Linked DNA regions of Homo sapiens: region 1 is linked to region 2. Evidence: read pairs that join two places in POLR2A ChIA-PET (ENCODE). Cell type or tissue: MCF 10A. All regions are shown on one strand. Each heading gives the region's core, and the rest is flanking DNA. Links, peaks and the distances in the headings are about the cores only.

Region 1 (9,920 bases), core at 1-5,000, 56 kb before region 2:
GCCCCTGGGGGCAGCCCAGGGTCTCTGTCTTGATGACGTGTTAGAGCAGGGGCAGTGGCCAGGAGGGAGAGCTGGCTGAACAGGAGGGACTCAGAGAGGGGGCCATGGCCAGGGAAGAACTCTGGAATGAATCCAGTGAAAGGCCAAGGCTGAGGAAGACGTCTGAGTGGGAACAGAGATGACGGTCAATAGAACCAAGGAGGTTAGGGATTGAGAGGCCAGAGAATTGGGTGGGTCCTCTAGCGACGAGGTTGCAGGACCATACAAACAGCAGGAGTCCAGAGCCGGCATCTTAAACAGATGTGGCAGGTGTCTGGCAGGCCTGAGGAGACAGCCACAGCACTGGTGGTACAGCTATCATGGCAGCCAGGGGCTTTGCAAAAAAACACTACGGGCCAGCTGGGTTTGAGAAGGTTAAGCTGCCTCCTCTTGGGAGGACTGCAAAGAAAACTGTCCAGTGGGCACATTCCAGTGTGAATGGGGCGGTAGAGGTCATGATGAGTCAAGAGGTTGAAGGGGAAGCAAAGCTTTCTTTTCAGAGGTTCTAGAGGGCCCAGTGAAAGGATAAGCTGGGTCAGCAGAGGGGACAGCTTGAGCCTTGAGCAGGTGTGACTACTGAGGTCACTAGTGATTCTGCCCTTCCTAGCCATGTGGCCTCAGGCAAGTCACTGCCCACCCCCCAGCATCAGCCTAAAATCAGAAAATATCTACAGCCATGGGCTGGTACGCCTCGTGGGCCTGAGAGAGCAGGAGTTGCTCAGAAAGAACAGGAGCTGGATCTGAACAGATGGGGCAGGGCAGGGGGCAGGGATGCACCTGTGAAGACAGAAGGTGGGTGATCCGGCCACCCCCTTCCTCTCCTCACTAGTGACCTGGATGAGGAGAAGGGGCCTCAGCAGAGGAAGCACGGGCAGCAGCCCTTACCTGAAGCCCATCAGCCTGTCAGCATTCTCACCAGCCCTGAGCCCCACAGACCACCTGAGACATCCTCCGCCACTAAAGGAGCCCCCACTCCAGCTTCAGAACCCTCAGTCCCTCTCTCACCTCCCTCTCTTCCTGATCCTTCCCACCCACCCCCCAAATAAACCAAAAGTGGACACAAGTGTGAATCTTAAATTATTATTATTTCTTCCTGTCGCTTACACCCGAGGTGGGGGAGTTGGGGTGGGGGGAAGGGAATAGGAGGGGGGGAGTGCCTCTCCCCCTAAGGCACTGACTGGGAAAGCCGAAAGTAGGGAGAAGGGAGGCCACATTGTCCCCACTTTCTGGGGCTGGGCCCCAGGTCTCCCCAGCCCTGGGCTCCCCCCATCACCTGAAATGCTAAGATGAGGCCCAGGACAACCCGATCTCCCCGCCACCCCAATATATTACATCATCACTTTTTAAATAGATAACAGGGACTGGTCCCGCTACCCCCTCCCTGTGACCCCTCCCCACTGTTAGGGGTACCTGGGCAGCTGTGCAAATGGGCATGGGGGTGCATGGAAGGGAGGAAGAGCACCGGGCCCCTGAACCTGCCCCTTTTAAGGAGGGGGAGGAGCCGTCAGGCCAGGAAGGGGAAATAGTGCAAGGCAGAGCCCAGGCTGCAAAAGGGGTCCAGCACCCAGCGAGGAAGGGGGGGTGTCCCCCACCCCCAGCAGAATTGGGTAGTTAAAAATCTGAAACTAGATTTCAACAAGACCAACAGAAGAGGCTATGTACAGAATGGGGGTGGATTCAATCCTAAGAGCAGAGTGGGGATTATTCTCCCCTGCCTGACAGGAAGCCCGGCTGGCAAGGATCTGGGAAGGGGATCACTTTCCCACAGGTCCGCAGCCCCTTCCCCTGCGGCCAAGCGAGAAGTTCTGTGCCCACTGCCTTGGCAAGGGGGCGCCGCTCACCAGCTGGGGTGGATGAGGAGCGTGAAGACAGCTCGCTCCAGTGGCCGCGGGGGGCGCTCGCCCACTCAGAGCATGGCCGCCAGATGGCGCCGGCTCGCCCGCTCTCCACAAGGCTCTTCCAACCCCTTACCCTGTCCCACACCCTTCGCTGCGCCAGCCCGGGGGCGGCGTGAGTCAGGGGCGGCAGCGGTGGCGGCGGCTCCGGCTCGCACCTGGGCGGGGAGGAGATGGGGAGGAGGAGAAGAGGGTAGGACGCCGCCCGGCCCGCCCTGCCCTCTGGCCCCGGGGAGGGAGCGGCGGGAACAAGACATTCCCTGCCCAGGGCCGTGGGGAGGGAGGGCTAGGGAGGGGAGTGGAACGGAGCGGCTCCCCTAGCTGGGCGGGGCCCCTCTACTGCCCCCAGGGGCAGGCGAGCCAATCAGGCCACCCCGCCCCCTTCTCCACGACCCCATGACTCAGCGCCGGGAGCAGGGCGGAGGGGGACTGGGATGGCTCCTTCCTTACAGGCCCAGTCCCCCAGTCTTTCAAGCTTCCACCTGGCTTTCCCCCACCTACCCTTCCTTTGCCGGCCCCCTTTGCATAATTCACTGCCAGGAAAAAGGAACAGAAACCAGGAAGGAGGGGTCTCGAAAGGGAGGGGCAGTCCTTCACCCCCTTACACAGCCAAAACCCCCAAGGGGCATAGGGGCGGGGCAAGGCTTTGGTCCCAAGCCCCCACCCCCTAGAAACCCGCATAGCCGAAGTGGGACCCACAAATTAGAAATACATTATTGCTTCTACTCCCCAGGAGCAGCTGGGGACAGGGACCCCACTTTTACAATACAGCTGTAAATATATACACAATATATGTATCACTCCTTGGGGGATCACCCCAATTTGGGGAGCCTCTGCCCCAATACCTTCTTAGCTTGGAATTGGAATGAGGGCTCTGGGAGGAAGGGCTGATGCTGATGCCAGCAAGGCTCCGTGCCCCAGACCCCTGCTGTGTCTGTCCTGCGTGCTCCCACTGCTTGGCATGGGTGTCCCCGGCCTTGTGCTGCTTCAGTCTGGCCCTCGTCCCTCTTTAAGAGGACTCCATGGCACCTTCAGCCTGGGGTGTGGTGGGTGCCCCTTCCTCCTCATCGTCATCAGGGGGCCCTGGGGTAGAGACCGGGGGCCCAGTGGGGGCTGACTGCTCCCAGAATCGAGCTAGAGAGAGGCGGAAGGTGTCCAGGTGGCCATTGGAGAGGTCGAGGCCAGCGGGGGATGCAGCAGCGGTAGAGGGTGGTGGGTAGTGGGGTGGTGCATCGTCCTTGCGGCGCCGTCGGGTGCGCACCTCCAGGCAGTTCTGGCCTTTGAGGTGGCGCTGCAGGTGGTCCTCCTTGGCGAAAGCCTTGTGGCACAGGTGGCACTCATAGGGCCGGTCCCCTGTGTGCAGGTGCATGTGGTTCTTGAGGTCGTAGCTGTGCAGGAAGCGGGCTGGGCAGTGCGGGCATGAGTAGGGGCGCTCTCCCGTGTGCTTCCGCATGTGGATCTTCAGCTTGTCGTTCCTGGCACAGGCAGGGGTGAGGGGCAGGGAGGTGTTCAGGATGGGATCCCTGGCTCCTCCTGGTCATCCCACCCTGGCCTTGTCCCATCCCTGTTCCTCACCATTTGTTACCCCACTATTGCCCCAGGAGATACCCTGCTAGCTCACCTCTAGCTTAACTAGGCCTTGTCATTATCCACTCCTCTGCTTCCAGCACTGCCCTCCTGGGCACCGAATCCTCCATGCTCCAGATCCACCCCCTGCTGGCTTGTTTTCTTCTGCTCTCCTCACTCCAGTAACCCACCCATGCCCCAGTCCCTCCAGGACCACCTACCACCACCTCGGGTCTCCTAACTTCTTCCCCATCTCCTCCCACCCTGTCCCCTACCCATGGCCCCTGCCGGGCCCTTCCCCCCTTGCTGCTCACCTGGTGAATCGAACACCGCAGACCTCGCAGGCAAAGGGCTTCTCGCCTGTGTGGGTCCTCATGTGGCGAGGCAGTTTGCCTGCCCCATGGATGATCTTGTGGCAGACAGGGCACTCCTGAGGCATCTGGGAGCGGCGTTTGCGCACCAGCTTGTCTTGGCTGTCCAGGCCTGGTGCCAGGTTGTCCTGGTGCAGGGAGCTTAGGTAGGCCATCAGGTCAGGATCGATGGCATCCTCATCTGAGCCCAGCTCCTCTGGGGACAGCGGGGGCCCGCCACCCTGCGCCAGCCCATAGGCTGGGGGATATACCAGCTCCTCTTCTTCTTCCTCACCCTCATAGGGTTCGTAGCTCTGGGGACCCTCAGGAGGGGAGGCAGTTCCTGTGGGAGGGCTGTAGCTGTCCCCCGGCCCACTGCCCCCACTGCTGCCCACTCTGCCCGCCACCTCCTCCTCCTCATAGGTCAAGGGATGGGCGGGCACTGTGGGCACCTCAGGGACTAGGTGGTTTGCTCTGGCCCCCTTGGTTTGCAGGAAAGCTTTCCGGGGCTTGCGGCTGCGGCGGGCAACAGGCCGAGGTGGCGGTGGCGGAGGTGGTGGGAGGGGCACCTGTGGAGGACTGTCTTCACCATTGGGAACTCCAGAGGCCGTGGCTGTGGCAAAGGCCTCCAGATACTGGCGGGCTCGCTCACAGTCATCCTCGTCCGGGCTGGGAGCTTCTAGCCCACTGCCCTGCAGAATCTCCATGCAAGCAGCGATGACACACGGGATCTCCAGCAGGCGGGCAGCCTGGAGCACAGCTGGCATGTTGGCGCTGCTGGTGGTCAGTGTGGCTGTATAGGCAAATTCAAGGAGGGCGCCTAGTGCCTCTGGCCCTACAAAGTCCAGCTCACACACACCGGCCCCTGCTCCCCCAGTGGCCGTCCCGCTACCCCCGGCCCCCATGACAGCTCCGCCACCGCCCTCAGTGAAAAGCTTCTTGAAGTAGTGGCTACAGGCAGCTAGCACAGCCCTGTGGGTGCGGTATTCAAGGCCCTGCGTCCGGATGGTGAGGTCACATAGGTGGCCCAGCTGGCGCTGCTCATTGAGGCAGCTCAGGAGCTCACTGCTGTGGTCCGGGAATGGAATCCCAATCAGGTCATCCTCGGGGCTCCCCATCTTCTCCTGCAGAGTCAAGTAGAGGGGAGATTAAGAGCGCTCAGCCCACAGGGGTCTGGGGAAAGAGGACCAACTTTAGCCAATACTTATTGAGGGATGACTGCATGCCAGTCACCCTTCTGAGTACTTTACACTCATTTCATCTTCCAGAACCCTCTGAAGTATGATCATCATCTGTTTCACAGACAAGGAAACTGAGGTTCAGACAGGTGAAGTGATTTTCCAAGTTAAGTGCAGAACAGTGTTCAAACTCAGGGAGTGGGCCCGGTCCTTGTTCCTAACCACTATACTATTCTACTCTGCCTCTGTGGCAGCAGGAGCCCTGCCTTTCTGGCCCTTTCATGGAGGTCCATCTATGTCACCTGCCCCATTCCCCATCTCTTTGGAAGGAGCAGTGGACTGGGAGATAGGATGCCTGGGTCCCGGTTCAGGCTTCATAAAGAATTGGCTGAAGGACCGGGGGTGGTACTGGCAGCTGGCCTCAGTCATTTGAAAAGTGAGGTAACAGTCTTTGTAATGAACCTCCTCATAACCTGGGGAGAGGCCAATGAGAGAGTTCAGACTCACACTGGACCAAGATCTGCTGGAGGCCAGGCACAGACAGGTGCTTTAACTCAAGTTATCGCTCTCCAAAGCGGTTAGGACACTGTAAAACATATGCAAACAAGAGAAGGCAGCTTCCAAGCATCATCCTCTTCCTCCTCTTGCCCCTCCCCTGGCTACCAAAAGTTCATCTCCCCTTCTAGATCCCCCACTTCTCCAGGCCAAACGGGAAACACAGCTCCCAGCATCCCTCCCCCCACATCCTCCCCTCCCCCATGGGGCCAAGGAGCAGCCACCCTTTGCTGGGGTGTCACTGGCTGGCGCGGGTGCTTCCTGCCCCGCACAGATAAGCATCGCCCCCGCCCCCTCCCCCACTGCCAATAGGCCAAGTTCCAGTCCCACCCCCCACCTCCCCCTCAGCTACTGCCACCCCTCCCTCCCTATTCCAGGAGAGCCCCGTCTCCAGAAGGCCTTGGTCCTGCTCTCTATCCTTTACCCTCCAAGGCCCAGCCACAGGAGGTGGGTGCAGAGCAGCCAGGAGGTGGGTGCAGAGCACCAAGGCTGGCAGAGGTGTCGGCAGGGGTTGGGGCCTGGAAGGGGGTGAGACCTGCTTTAAATCCTGGCTCTGCTACTGTCTTGCTGAATGACCTTGGGAAAGTCATTTCTCTCTGTGCTTCCATTTCCTCAGCTGTGCAAGGAGGGGGTGGAAGTAGTGGCCCCAATGGCTCAGACCTTCAGCCCTGACATTTTGTGGGTCTGGAGCAACTGGAGACAGTGCTGGGGCTTGGAAAGAACTGGGCTCTGGAGTCAGCCAGGCTTGAGTTTGAATCCTGTCTCTGCCACCAGTTAGCTCCATGACCTTAAACAAGTGATTTAATCTCTGAGCCGCCTTCCTCATCTGTAACATAGGATAATTCCACCTGACTCCTAGGGTTGTGGTGAGGGTTAAATGAGACCAAATATGGCACAATGCCTGATATGCAGTAGGGATTCGATAAATGTTCTGGCCTTGGCCTAGCCTGGGGTCAGATTCCACTATACAGATGGCCTCTGTTAAGAAAACTACTTGGGGACAGGTCTGCCTCCCTCCCTCAAATCACCCTGAGGGAACCAAGCTACTACTAGCTACATGACTTTGGACAAGTCACTTCCTTTCCTGAGGAAGCCTGTTCCTCATATGTAATATTAAAGACTGGCCCAGATGATCCCTAAGGCAAGTCCCACTGACATTTTGTCAGTGTCCCCTCTGCCACTCCAGCAGCTGTTCAGACCTGGCCATTGATGGGGAAAGGTTTTTTTTTTTTTTGGGTGGGGGGGTGAATGGGGGAGTCAAGCCACAAATTTCCTCTTTAGGACACAAGAAGTGCATTCTCTGTGTCTGCCTCCCTGCCTGCCCTCTTCATTGCAAGGCCAGGGCTCCTGCACAGAAACCTTGGGTGAGCAGCACCCGCATGTCCTTCTTTGCTTGTAAGCCACCTCTAGGCACCCTTAGATAGCTCACCTGTTCCCACCGTAAGTCCGCAAACCACTTCTCTCCCTAGGAACCAAGCCATCTGGGAGCTCTCCCTGCTCCCTTTAATCCTCCTGCCTGTACTTTACAAATGGTACAAGTGGCAAATGGCCCCCAGACTTGGGAACAAACAAAAACCAGGTGGGCAGCAGCAGCAGCAGGAGGAGCAGCAGCAACAGTGGCTGCAGCTACTTAAGCAGCAGTAGGCACCCTCCTGGGCCCAAGTGGATCCTGTCCCTCCTAAGGGGGATGGGTGGGGCTGTCCTCGCTGTCCATTGGCTGGGAGCTGGGCACTGGCAGGCACGTGGCTCACCCCATCCCTCTCCCTCCTTCCCTGCCCACCCCACCCATTCCCGCTGCTAAACCCGCCTCCTTTCTCCCACCCCAGGGCCGGTCTCCGTGGCAACTTGGTGTGGTGGGGGCGCTGATTGGCTGACCTCACTGTCAGGTCACAGGCTCAGGCTCGTTCACCACGCAACTCACACAGGGATTGGGCAAGGGTGGGTGTTTAACTCCTTAGGCCCAAATCCAATGCCCATGGCCAAGAGGTAGCAATGAAAGAGGGGGAGAGGCAGAGGACATGTGTGGGAAGGAGAGGGTGTTCATAAGCTTCTCTAGCTTCTGGGAAACTCCCCTAACCCTTACCCAGGGCTCTAACACCCATGCCAATATAGGTGCCACCTGGAGCTATGGTGGTGCCAACCAGGCCAAGGGGCCCTCCTAGACCCATCATCTGGGAGGGATGGGTGGGGCAAAGGCCTCCCCCTTCTTTCTGCCAGGGCAGGGCACTGGTGCCAGGGTGCCCACCCTACCTTGGGCACCTTTCCCACCTCTGCATCCCAGAGGGCCCAGTCCCCTGACGCCCCATGAAGGCGGCCCATCCCCACCCAATCTGGCATGCCCCCTCTTGCTAAGACCTTGTGGGCATGGGTGTGTGTGGTGGTTGGGGGTGCAGCTGTGCCAGGGAACCGGGCAAGGTCTGTTTGGTCTGTTTGCCTGGTAGGGGGAAGAACTGGGGGCCCCACCCCATCACTCCCCTCTTTCCCGCCACCCCCCCAGGCTCCCCTCACTGTCAGGCCTGCTAGACCGGCCAAGCCGGTGGGCAGCTCTCTTGAAACTGGGCCCTGAGTCAAGCCTGCCCTGTCCTTGGTTGGGGGAAGACTTCAGGGTGAGAAAGTTGGGAGGGGGTAAAGGTGGGAGTGCCTATCACCTACCCTTCAGTGCTCAAGGGCACCTGGCAGGGTATGTCCAGCACCAAGAAACCAAAAGGTGGAGGCCACTGGCCTGGTCTTGGAAAGAAAAGGGAGATGGGAACTCTTTCCGGGTGCTGACCTCAGGCAGGGTCCAGTGCAGGGCTGGGGGCCACGAAGGCCAACACTGCTGGCTTGAGCCAGCCGAAGGGCAGGGATAGCAGGCCCTGAACAGGGCAGCTGAGTAAAGCTGACCCCCCTTTCCCCCACCCTGGGGATTAGGGGAGTGAGGCTTAGTGTGGGGGGCAGCAGGCGGAACCAGGATTAGCAGCAGAGAAAATAGATATGGGCCTGGGACACAGGCACGCAGAGCCCCCCCTCCCCAGGTTCCAAGGCCCCTACCTCTAGGCTCTGCCAGGGAGCCTGAGAGGGGCCTGGCCAGGCTTCTCCAGGAGCAGCAGCTTGGGGTGAGGGAGGATGAGGACCAGGCTGTAACATCTTCCTGCCAGGGATGATGGAGAGACCTGAGGCTCTTCCCAACGCTCCTGGTGCCTTGGCTGGCCACCCCTCCCCCTTACTTCTGTCTCCTTTCTCCCTCCACCCCCCCACCCCAACTCCAGCCTCAGGTTCTCTTCCTGTTTTTTTGGAGCTAAGTTTGCACGAAGCCATGGCTTTGGCCTGCGTCTGGACCAGGGGGGTGGGGAAATTGGACAGCCAGTCCAAAGTCCTAAGGGACCCAGGAATCCTTGTTCTCCAGCTTCCCCCACCGCTTCCCAGGGCCTCTGGGGCCCAGGAGCTGCAGCCATCTGGATTGCCCAGTTGGGGAGGGAAGGTAAAGGGGCTGAGCCTCTTCTCACATGAGGACTAGAAGGGCTTCAAAGAAGAGGTTCTCTGCCCAGGGATGCTCTGACATTTATGGAGCCCTTCTCTCCCCACCCCAGCCCCTCCAAGCTTGTGCATGCCTTCCCCATCCCCCATATGACGCTTCCCCCTCCTAACCTCACCACCCCCAGCACTCACACTTCCTGGGGGCCGAGGCGGGGAAGAGAGACCGCAAGCCACGAAGGGGGAAGGAGGCGAGGGGAGTTGGCTGCTTCCCGGTGCTGTGGGGGTTAAGTCTCTGCCCAGCTCCAAATCCCCCAGTCCTGGTTCTGGGGCTCCTGAAATGAGGGAGACCTTAATGCTTCCCTACATTTTCTTTCCATGACACCAGCCCTTGCCCATAGCCCCTTAGTCCCCATCAAGGGAAATATGAGGAAGATAAAAGATGGCGGAGGAAGGAATGGGGGCAACTCTCTCAGCCTTAGCGCCGCCACCTTTGGGTATTCCCTGCCATCATCCAGCCCTCACTCTTGCCCCTCTCTTGGCCTCCTGGTTCTGTCCCCTCATTGCCTCCTCCGACCCTTGTCTTCCCTCCACAAGTCCACCCTTTGCTTTCCTTCCTTCAGCCCTCCCTGAACTCCGCATCCTCTCCACCCCATCAGTGTCCCTAGGCCTCCTCCCAGGAACTGTCCCTGCCTCTCCTTTCTCTTCCCCTTGGTTCTCTCTTGCTCAAACTTCTCCACTTTCTCCATTGGCCCCCTGCTCCAACCATCCATTCCCTTCTTCCCAGGCATATGAGGGGTGGAGAGCCGCAGAGGAATTAAATCAGGGACCAGGCCTGCCTTCCAATGCCTGGTCTTGCCAAAAGATGGTTGAGTTTAGGGCAC
Region 2 (5,000 bases), core at 1-5,000:
GAGAAGCCTCAATGATCAGGATTGACAGGCCACACTCTCCCCCACCATTTTTTTCTCCTCCTTCAAGCCTCTTGTCTGTTTCACCCTCTTCCACCTTGGAGGCTGAGGTCTTATTTGACTCTTCACCTGAATTGACCTTCTTCCTTCCCACCCTCCCAGGTTCGGACTAAGGATCACCGCTTTGAAAGTGTCAGTCACCTTATCAGCTACCACATGGACAATCACTTGCCCATCATCTCTGCGGGCAGCGAACTGTGTCTACAGCAACCTGTGGAGCGGAAACTGTGATCTGCCCTAGCGCTCTCTTCCAGAAGATGCCCTCCAATCCTTTCCACCCTATTCCCTAACTCTCGGGACCTCGTTTGGGAGTGTTCTGTGGGCTTGGCCTTGTGTCAGAGCTGGGAGTAGCATGGACTCTGGGTTTCATATCCAGCTGAGTGAGAGGGTTTGAGTCAAAAGCCTGGGTGAGAATCCTGCCTCTCCCCAAACATTAATCACCAAAGTATTAATGTACAGAGTGGCCCCTCACCTGGGCCTTTCCTGTGCCAACCTGATGCCCCTTCCCCAAGAAGGTGAGTGCTTGTCATGGAAAATGTCCTGTGGTGACAGGCCCAGTGGAACAGTCACCCTTCTGGGCAAGGGGGAACAAATCACACCTCTGGGCTTCAGGGTATCCCAGACCCCTCTCAACACCCGCCCCCCCCATGTTTAAACTTTGTGCCTTTGACCATCTCTTAGGTCTAATGATATTTTATGCAAACAGTTCTTGGACCCCTGAATTCAATGACAGGGATGCCAACACCTTCTTGGCTTCTGGGACCTGTGTTCTTGCTGAGCACCCTCTCCGGTTTGGGTTGGGATAACAGAGGCAGGAGTGGCAGCTGTCCCCTCTCCCTGGGGATATGCAACCCTTAGAGATTGCCCCAGAGCCCCACTCCCGGCCAGGCGGGAGATGGACCCCTCCCTTGCTCAGTGCCTCCTGGCCGGGGCCCCTCACCCCAAGGGGTCTGTATATACATTTCATAAGGCCTGCCCTCCCATGTTGCATGCCTATGTACTCTACGCCAAAGTGCAGCCCTTCCTCCTGAAGCCTCTGCCCTGCCTCCCTTTCTGGGAGGGCGGGGTGGGGGTGACTGAATTTGGGCCTCTTGTACAGTTAACTCTCCCAGGTGGATTTTGTGGAGGTGAGAAAAGGGGCATTGAGACTATAAAGCAGTAGACAATCCCCACATACCATCTGTAGAGTTGGAACTGCATTCTTTTAAAGTTTTATATGCATATATTTTAGGGCTGTAGACTTACTTTCCTATTTTCTTTTCCATTGCTTATTCTTGAGCACAAAATGATAATCAATTATTACATTTATACATCACCTTTTTGACTTTTCCAAGCCCTTTTACAGCTCTTGGCATTTTCCTCGCCTAGGCCTGTGAGGTAACTGGGATCGCACCTTTTATACCAGAGACCTGAGGCAGATGAAATTTATTTCCATCTAGGACTAGAAAAACTTGGGTCTCTTACCGCGAGACTGAGAGGCAGAAGTCAGCCCGAATGCCTGTCAGTTTCATGGAGGGGAAACGCAAAACCTGCAGTTCCTGAGTACCTTCTACAGGCCCGGCCCAGCCTAGGCCCGGGGTGGCCACACCACAGCAAGCCGGCCCCCCCTCTTTTGGCCTTGTGGATAAGGGAGAGTTGACCGTTTTCATCCTGGCCTCCTTTTGCTGTTTGGATGTTTCCACGGGTCTCACTTATACCAAAGGGAAAACTCTTCATTAAAGTCCGTATTTCTTCTACCTCTGCCTCTTAACCCTTCTGGGAAGCCTATTGTGTACGCCGCGGGCCCTCAGCGGCAGACGGGGAGGCGGGAGGTCGCGGCCGCCCAGGGAAGCTGGGGGTCTGCAGAGTTTGGGTGCGGCAGAGTGGGGCGTTTCGCGCCACCGTCCCCATGGGGATGTCGTGTCCGCAGAGGGGGCTGGCTCCGGGTGGGTCGAGGCGGGAGCCGGGCCTGCCCGGCGCCCCAGCACCGGCCCCCGGGCTACCTGGGCCTCCCGGGTGCGCCTTCGGCTCGCGCGCGCCCCTCCGCGGCGGCTCCACCGCCCGGGATGGTACGGTCCGGCAGCCGGGCCGCGCGCTGCCGCCCCTCGGTGAGCTGGTGTGGGCCGCCGCTAGCGGAGACGACCCTTTCCACTCGCGTGGTGCCGTGGTAAGCCTCGTCCCTCGCCCGCCGCCTGTTTTCAGGCGTAGCGTCTCGTCCGGTCCTTGCTCCCCCTCCCCGCAGCGCTCAGTGGTGGTGGCCGCGACGAGTTCCGGTTCCGGTTGCTGCCGCCGCTGGCGGGCGGCGAGTCTGGAGAGAGCGCGCAGTTTGCGCGGCGGCTCGGCGCTTCCCTGTCGTCGCACTTTGTGGTTGCTGCAGCTCGGGGGCCTGGGCTGCCCCTGACACCCCTTCTGGGCGATGGTGCAGCCCAAGGGCGCCTCCATCCCCCGCCGCTGCCGCTAACCCGGGTCCCCCACTCCATGGCCGCCTCGGCGCCGCCCCCACCGGACAAGCTGGAGGGAGGTGGCGGCCCCGCACCGCCCCCTGCGCCGCCCAGCACCGGGAGGAAGCAGGGCAAGGCCGGTGAGCGCGCTGCGAGGGGCGGGGGCTGAAGAGGCCCAGGACTTGGGAACCTCAGAGGGGAGGGATGGTGGGCGGGGGGTGTTTCACAGTCTGAAGGCTTGAAGGGAGGCTCAGGTGAAAAGGATGGGTGGGTGTAATCCTCCAGGGGTTGGGGGCAGGTGTCACACATTGAGGACTCTAGGGTTTGGAGCCACATGGAATTCAGTACTCACTTGGAGCTTGAGGATATCGAAAGATGGGATATCTTTCATTTAAAGGAAGACGTAGCTGAGAGTATGATCATCTTCACAATCTATTTTTCATATTGCACCCCTTGTTAGCATTTGTTGAATAAATAAGCAAGTATGTATTGACGTTAAAGGAGTTCCTCAGAGCATGGCTGAGAGAAAAGAGGTTGGGGAAACCTCAGGGAAACTTGTCTGCGTCTTCCTTTTGCCGCTCTTCCAGGTCTGCAAATGAAGAGTCCAGAAAAGAAGCGAAGGAAGTCAAATACTCAGGTGAATGGTGGTTGGTGGTGGGTTTGGTTCCCAGCAGCCCCTTGGCGGCACACTGTCTACTCTGCCATTCCAGTATCTGTTTGTATCTTGTATCAGCTGCAGGGAGGAGAGAGAAAACTGTCTTTCTTGCTTTGCTTCTTGTTCTTTCGCTGAACCTTATAACAAGTTTAGGGGAAAGTATCCTCTCCTAAGAGATGATTCGACCAAAGTTCTTACCACGCAGGGTTCCAGTCTCCTCCATGTTTCCTGTCCTGGTTTCCTCCTGATGATAACGTAACACCTACCACTTACTGATCCTTTTTTTAGTGCCAGGGATTGCGCTAACATGCTTTAACAGTTTGGGGAGATAGGCATTATCCCTATTTTACAGATGAGAAATCTGGGGGTTAAAAATGTTAAATACATGCTCCACAGTCTTGAGGTTGTTTTTCAGGGTCAGAGCTGGGATTCCATCCTAGTTCTGCCTGTTTTTAAAACATAGTTACTGCACTATGTTGGTTCCACTCTCCACCCTCTTTTTCTTGTCTTTTTTTTTTTCTTTTTTCTTTTCTTTTCTTTTCTTTTTTTTTTTTTGTAGTAACAGAGACTTGCTGTGTTACTACTCAAACTCATGGGCTCAAGGGATCCTCCTGCCTCGGCTTCCCAAAATGTTAGCATTACAGGTGTGACCCACTGTGCCTGGCCTGTGGTCCATTTTTTTTTTTTTTTTTTTGAGACGGAGTCTTGCTCTGTTGCCCAGGCTGGAGTGCAGTGGTATGGTCTTGGCTCACTGCAAGCTCCGCCTCCTGGGTTCACGCCATTCTCCTGCTTCAGCCTCCCGAGTAGCTGGGACTACAGGCGCCCACCACCACGCCCGGCTAATTTTTTTGTATTTTTAGTAGAGACGGGGTTTCACCGTGTTAGCCAGGATGATCTCGATCTCCTGACCTCGTGATCTGCCCGCCTTGGCCTCCCAAAGTGCTGGGATTACAGGCGTGAGCCACCGCACCTGGCCTGTGGTCCATATTGATTTTAGACCTGAGCTGCCCACAGTATCAGCCTCCAAAATGTGTATTGTGTTGGTAGTGCTCTCTTGGTTTAGCTCTGTGTTTCCCTCCATGACCCTCTTTCCCTCAACTGTTTCTCACTAGGGCCCTGCATACTCACATCTGACGGAGTTTGCACCACCCCCAACTCCCATGGTGGATCACCTGGTTGCATCCAACCCTTTTGAAGATGACTTCGGAGCCCCCAAAGTGGGGGTTGCAGCCCCTCCATTCCTTGGCAGTCCTGTGCCCTTCGGAGGCTTCCGTGTGCAGGGGGGCATGGCGGGCCAGGTACCCCCAGGCTACAGCACTGGAGGTGGAGGGGGCCCCCAGCCACTCCGTCGACAGCCACCCCCCTTCCCTCCCAATCCTATGGGCCCTGCTTTCAACATGCCCCCCCAGGGTCCTGGCTACCCACCCCCAGGCAACATGAACTTTCCCAGCCAACCCTTCAACCAGCCTCTGGGTCAAAACTTTAGTCCTCCCAGTGGGCAGATGATGCCGGGCCCAGTGGGGGGATTTGGTCCCATGATCTCACCCACCATGGGACAGCCTCCCAGAGCAGAGCTGGGCCCACCTTCTCTGTCCCAACGATTTGCTCAGCCAGGGGCTCCTTTTGGCCCTTCTCCTCTCCAGAGACCTGGTCAGGGGCTCCCCAGCCTGCCGCCTAACACAAGTCCCTTTCCTGGTCCGGACCCTGGCTTTCCTGGCCCTGGTGGTGAGGATGGGGGGAAGCCCTTGAATCCACCTGCTTCTACTGCTTTTCCCCAGGAGCCCCACTCAGGCTCCCCGGCTGCTGCTGTTAATGGGAACCAGCCCAGTTTCCCCCCGAACAGCAGTGGGCGGGGTGGGGGCACTCCA

Evidence for each region. Peaks named below come from ENCODE experiments on the same cell type or tissue, not always from the same donor. Only the 100,000 strongest peaks of a DNase experiment are listed, where the experiment ranks them.
Region 1: POLR2A ChIA-PET joins it to region 2 with 45 read pairs; 31 of 35 experiments call an interaction of 5 or more read pairs at or near these places.

The regions. Positions count from the first base shown.
Region 1 is chr1:155,009,709-155,019,628 of GRCh38, reverse strand. ZBTB7B (zinc finger and BTB domain containing 7B) reads right to left here. Exons shown (of 3, transcript NM_001256455.2): 2 at 3,815-4,974; 3 at 1,106-3,409. The coding sequence starts at 4,968. The coding sequence ends at 2,944. DCST2 (DC-STAMP domain containing 2) reads left to right here. Exons shown (of 15, transcript NM_144622.3): 15 at 869-1,102. The coding sequence ends at 1,085. Among named protein-coding and RNA genes, the nearest start is that of ZBTB7B, 12 kb to the right of the region's middle. RefSeq lists a cis regulatory region at 2,282, a silencer at 1,844-2,313 and enhancers at 2,210-2,354, 6,727-7,474, 8,974-9,723. In MCF 10A, for the core only: a CTCF peak has its summit at 1,926 (motif pointing right); a DNase peak (open chromatin) is centred at 2,208.
Region 2 is chr1:154,959,091-154,964,090 of GRCh38, reverse strand. It overlaps PYGO2 (pygopus family PHD finger 2), which reads left to right and starts at 2,309. Exons shown (of 3, transcript NM_138300.4): 1 at 2,309-2,617; 2 at 3,065-3,114; 3 at 4,245-5,000. The coding sequence starts at 2,515. SHC1 (SHC adaptor protein 1) reads left to right here. Exons shown (of 12, transcript NM_001130040.2): 12 at 160-1,793. The coding sequence ends at 288. PYGO2-AS1 (PYGO2 and SHC1 antisense RNA 1) reads right to left here and starts at 2,553. Exons shown (of 1, transcript NR_171036.1): 1 at 1,468-2,553. RefSeq lists enhancers at 1,222-1,961, 1,962-2,702, 4,307-4,806 and silencers at 1,844-2,253, 2,304-2,763. In MCF 10A, for the core only: a CTCF peak has its summit at 2,088; DNase peaks (open chromatin) are centred at 2,290 and 2,560.